Regions from separate parts of the Mus musculus genome. Here region 2 is linked to region 1. The links are chromatin loops, found by intact Hi-C in ENCODE. Cell type or tissue: left cerebral cortex. All regions are shown on one strand.

Region 1 (2,500 bases):
GAAAGGTAGTGCTTTAGTCCAGGCACATAAGTCCACAGAGGCAGCCACTGGAGAAGGACAGAGGTGAACAAAGTGAACAGGACTTTGCATCTGGCCTCACTATAACTTGCTCGGGCCTTTGGAACTCTGAGCTAAGCAAAAATATTTGACTTACCTGTTCGGAAGGTGACCATAGCTGTCTGGCCCTCGCCAGCACAGTTGTAGGCTGCCATCTCCACTTCGTACAAGCTTCCAGGGTCAAGCCTGGTCAGGGTGAGGCGGTGCTGGTTGGCTGGAATGCCAGAAATGGTCCAGTCGTCAGAGGAGTTCGTGACCTGCTGAAGAGGGTGACTGGGGTAAGGACCTGCTTCTGCTGTGGTGTCCAGGAGGTTTTCGGCCTGAGCCCAAGATGGCAGGAAGAGAGAAAGAGGACCGTGGGCTAGGTTAAAGGCTGGTGGGACTGCAGAGCTCAGACTGGTTCTCCTACTCTCTAAGGTAATGATCCTATTAAGGAAAGTTTGCAAGGATAGCTACAAAGCTAGACTGAACTGTCAGTCCCCCAAAGGCCACTCTCCCATCTCCTGCAACCTCCTCATCTATGTTCTCTCTGCTTGCATATGAAGCCAAACCCGAGCCCTTCAGTCCATATTCTAAGGAGAGATGGTGGCAGGAATGATAACAAAAGTGGAAGCAATGGAAAGATGGTCCTAGTGTGCTCATTCTCAGTGCACTGCCTGTCCCTAAGTCTCAGCAGTCAGTGTCCACAGCAAAGAGCCTCAGCCCGGAGAGCTGAGGAATTCATCCATGGTTGCAAAGCTAGTGAGCACTTGTGTCCAAAGAGCATGCTCAGAAGTTACCTGTTCTAGACAGAGGATTCTGGGAGTGGAAAACCCCAAATTCAAGTTCTGACTGTATAACCCCAAACAAACTCCCACACTGGTGAGCCCTGAGCCATTCATCCCTAAGATGGGCAAATACAATGTCTTGAGTTACTCTGGAGTCAAATGAGATGACTTGGCACAGGTGAGGTTCCCAACAAATGAATGCCTGGCCTGTCTCCTGACGCTCTTGGCACCCTTCACCCTGTGAGATTTCTCACTTTAAAATTCTTCTCCGGTTTCTGCTCCCTGTCCCTGTTCTTGAAGCTTAAAAAACAGGGTGTCCGTGAAGGATTATAAATGAACTTTTAATGGTTAGCTCTTTAAAAAAATATTTATGGGAGAACTCCGGGCACCGAAAGGCAATGGTGAGAGATTATTTCCTCCCACCCACCATCTTTTAAGAAGGACTTTGTGGCCAGCTCTGTGCATCTCAGAAAGCCTGCCAGAATAGAGAGCTGAGGTTTGATTAAGAAAGCGACCAGCTGCTGGGGAAAGCTCTTATCCCTGAGCAAAGTATTCGCAAGTAGAACAAAACGTCCCATTCAAGGCCAGGGGATGGTCTGAGCTCATTAATGTCGGGCTTCCAGGATTTGTTCCAAGGGGAAAGGTTTTCACAAGCTGAGAGTCCCCAGTGATGCTGGAAACCCAAACACAGTAGCCTAGGTCTACAGTGGATGAGATGAAACTTGCTCTGTGCACGTGAAAATCAGCCTGACTAATTCCCAATGCCCTGCAAAAGACAGAGAATAGAAAAAAACAAAACAAAACAAAAAAACCCACAAAAACAAAAAACAAACAAAACAAAACAAAAACAAAACAAAACAACCCCCCAAAAAACCCAAACCCACAACCCAATGCTGACTTCTGATTCCGACCTTCTTTCTTGGGTGACGACCATTAAGCTATGTTAGTTCCGTGAGCAAGAACAGCTTTCAAGACATACTTTCTGTCTTGGCAACATTCACTTAAAAGCTCCAACTGTTCCACAGGGCAATGCCTAATGGAAGCCAGACTCAGCAGGGCCCCTGTCCCGACTGTCATTTTCCTGTACCTCCTCCTCCCTCTGCCCTCCCAGCACCGGCCTCAGACTTCCACTGGGACCCAGAAATGAAAATAAGAAATGCAAGGGTAATTAGTCACTGTCACACACACTGGGAGGGTGAACGCAGGCATCAGTTTGGCATTTCCGGATTACCCCAGTGCGGTCTTTGCCTCCTTGCCTGTAGTGGGAGGTAGTTTCAGGGCCACCTATTGGCCTGAAAAATATTATTCTTACTATCACACTGGTTTCTGTCTCTTGGGTACTTGGCTTCCCTAATCTTTGTCTACAACTCACAGGGAGGTGTCTAGTTACACAGTAAAATAAGGATTGGGACCAGCCCTGCCCTGGAACACAGGCTAAACAAGGCTGTTACTTTTCAGAAAGCCATTTACACCTTTAGCTGGTCCTGGAGGTGGTGTGGGGGAGGGAACTGTGGTCTCTCCTGTGCCTATATGGGAAACTACATGAGGGTACAGGGTGTTGCTCTGCCTCCGGTACTTTTCTGACCACCTGAGGTCTCCGGGAACTTCTTTAGTACCCGGGTCTTCTGGAAGGGGAAGACACAGAGAAGGCCAGACTATTCGAGGCCAGTGGTGTT
Region 2 (2,500 bases), 150 kb after region 1:
CCCAAAATCTCTCAATACTGAACAGAAGTTTATATACCTAATTTAAAAACCAAAAACTACTCGTGGTTGTTATTTCATGATATGAAAGACTGAATCATTTATATAATTCTAAAAATCAGGTATGAACTACTTTTTCAATTATCTAACTTCATCCTTAAATAAGTATACACATTCATTAGATTTAATACAGTAAACACTTTCTGGTTTAGCCCCACAGATAGCTGACGAATAGAAAGAAGTGTGGGCAATCTGTAGGTTGCAGAGTGAGGAGTTTTTCATATCATGGCTTTGGAAACTGATTTTCTTGGCATATGAGCTTCAGGTCAAATTGTCCTGTTACCCCAGGCTTCCAAATTATTCTGTGAAAATTAAAACTTTGAATATTTTTCTTTGCAATCTATGGGTTTTCTTGTCAATGGAAGGAATTAACAAAGGTTTGGTGTATTCCTTTAGAAACAGTTTTCCTTCAACACAGGAGTGTTCAGATTGCTCTATCTTTGCTAAAATGAGAGGTTGAGTTCCACTCATTAAGCAATGCCAAGAGCTTATATTATAAGCATAGTTTATTTCACCTAGCTGGCCTTCCTTTCACCACACGCCTAATTTGTGGAACTATACATAATTTTCCTGCACATATACATATAATACATAGAACTATGTGTGGTATAGGACTATGCTTACAATTTTTTTCAACCCAAAATGGCAAACTTAAAGAGCTTCCAATTTTAGAGAACAAAACACAATAGGCAGCTTAGTTTCTTTAAAAAAAAAAAAAAAAGTGTAGCTGGTCCTTGGTGATTCAGGCCTGTTTCCTTGCTGCATGGGACACTAAGGCAGGAGGATCACAAGTTCAAGGCCAGCTTCAACTACTTTATAAAGTCAAGGCTGTCCTGGGTAACCTTAGTGAGAACCTTTCTCAGCATAAGGGAGTTCTGTGCATACAGAACTCGACTGTAGAACTGGGGGAGAGGGAGTGGGAGTGGGGATGGGGCATTTGTTTCTGTCTATAGCATCCTGGTTTTAAAAACCTCTATCCACAGAACAAGAATAGAACAAAGTTAAGTTTACGTTGAGACTTGACTGAGTTTTGTAGGCTGCCATCTCTACAATCTGCCTTAGGAACTAATCCAAGTTTGATGTTTTGGGAGACCTAATTACCTCTATTGCCACCTACTGGTACACTTATCCATGTCTGCATGAATTCAGCTAATAGTTTTCTTGCCTCTAAGGAAACAAAGCTTCAATAAGAAGAGAAATGAGCTGCCAAAGAGGCTTCGCCTATGTGGCTGCGTCTGCTTAGTTTCCACATGGGGCGACTAGTCAGGAGGGGAAACTCTGAGGGGCCAGACCCTGTCCCTTAGTGAGTCCCTAGCATAGAAGTAAAAGCTGCAGCTTGCTGTGTAGACCCCACAGGGTTCTCTGAACAGTCTCCTGGTTAACAGGTTATCTCCTGGAGCTCATTTAAATATGGATTATCCCCCACCCCCAGTGTAGCAAAAAACTAGTTTTTAAAAACACTGAACAATTTTGAGTGTTGATTTTTTTTTCAAGTCAAACATTTTTTTAAATTTATTTTTGTTGCAGTATTGCTAAGTTCTGTTTTTCTAGGAATTTTCCCATTGATAACGAATTTGCAAATTAACAAGTGTGCAGTAATGTCTTTATAATCTTTTTTAAAATAGGAATTTACTTTAAAAATGTTTAATAGTTTATTTATTTTTATTTCATGTGCATTGGCATTTTGCCTGCATGTATAAGTATGTCTGTGTGAGGGTGTCAGACCTGGAGTTACACACAGTTGTGGGCTGCCTTGAGGGTTCTGAGAACCAAGCACAGGTCCTTTGGGAAAGAAGCCAGTGGTCTCCAACCCCAGGTTCCTTTTTGTGTGCTAAATTCTGAAATGTAATAGCTCTTTCTTTAATCGAAGCACTTTGATATTTGTAGTTGTTTCTTTGTTTTTCTTTTGTAGAACATGATTTTAATATTTCAACTGTTGATATTCAACAAACAGAATAGTTATTTTAAGATATATTTCATTGTTATGTCTCCCTCTTCATTTCTGATTTATTAATTTGGATACTGTCTCTGTGCCCGCTAGTTAGTCTGGCTAAGGGTTTATCTATCTTGTTGATTTTCTCAAAGAACCAGCTCCTGGTTTTGTTGAATCTTTGTATGGTTCTTTTTGTTTCTATTTGGTTTGATTATTTCTTGCCGTCTACTCCTCTTGGGTGCATTTGCTTCTTTTTGTTCTAGAGCTTTCAGGTGTGCTGTCACACTGGTAGTGTAAGCTCTCTTCAGTTTCTTTTTGGAGGCACTTAGAGCTGTGAGTTTTCCTCCTACCACTGCTTTCAGTGTCCCATAAGTTTTGGTATGATGTGTCTTCATTTTCATTAAATTCTAAGACGCCTTTAATTTCTTTATTTCTTCCTTGACCAAGTCATCACTGAGTAGAGCATTGTTCCGCTTCCATGTATATGTGTGCTTTCCATTGTTTTTGTTG

Evidence for each region. Peaks named below come from ENCODE experiments on the same cell type or tissue, not always from the same donor. Only the 100,000 strongest peaks of a DNase experiment are listed, where the experiment ranks them.
Region 2: a loop joins it to region 1, with 2.3 times the contacts of the local background. A loop is called at or near these places in 19 of 42 quality-filtered maps.

Annotation. Positions count from the first base shown.
Region 1 is chr16:44,492,659-44,495,158 of GRCm38, forward strand. Boc (biregional cell adhesion molecule-related/down-regulated by oncogenes (Cdon) binding protein) reads right to left here. Exons shown (of 19, transcript NM_172506.2): 9 at 155-314. Among named protein-coding and RNA genes, the nearest start is that of Gm30064, 36 kb to the right of the region's middle. In left cerebral cortex, no CTCF peak of the experiment used is centred here; a DNase peak (open chromatin) is centred at 1,421.
Region 2 is chr16:44,642,951-44,645,450 of GRCm38, forward strand. No RefSeq gene overlaps it. Among named protein-coding and RNA genes, the nearest start is that of Gm46571, 15 kb to the left of the region's middle. In left cerebral cortex, a CTCF peak has its summit at 1,183 (motif pointing left); a DNase peak (open chromatin) is centred at 1,162.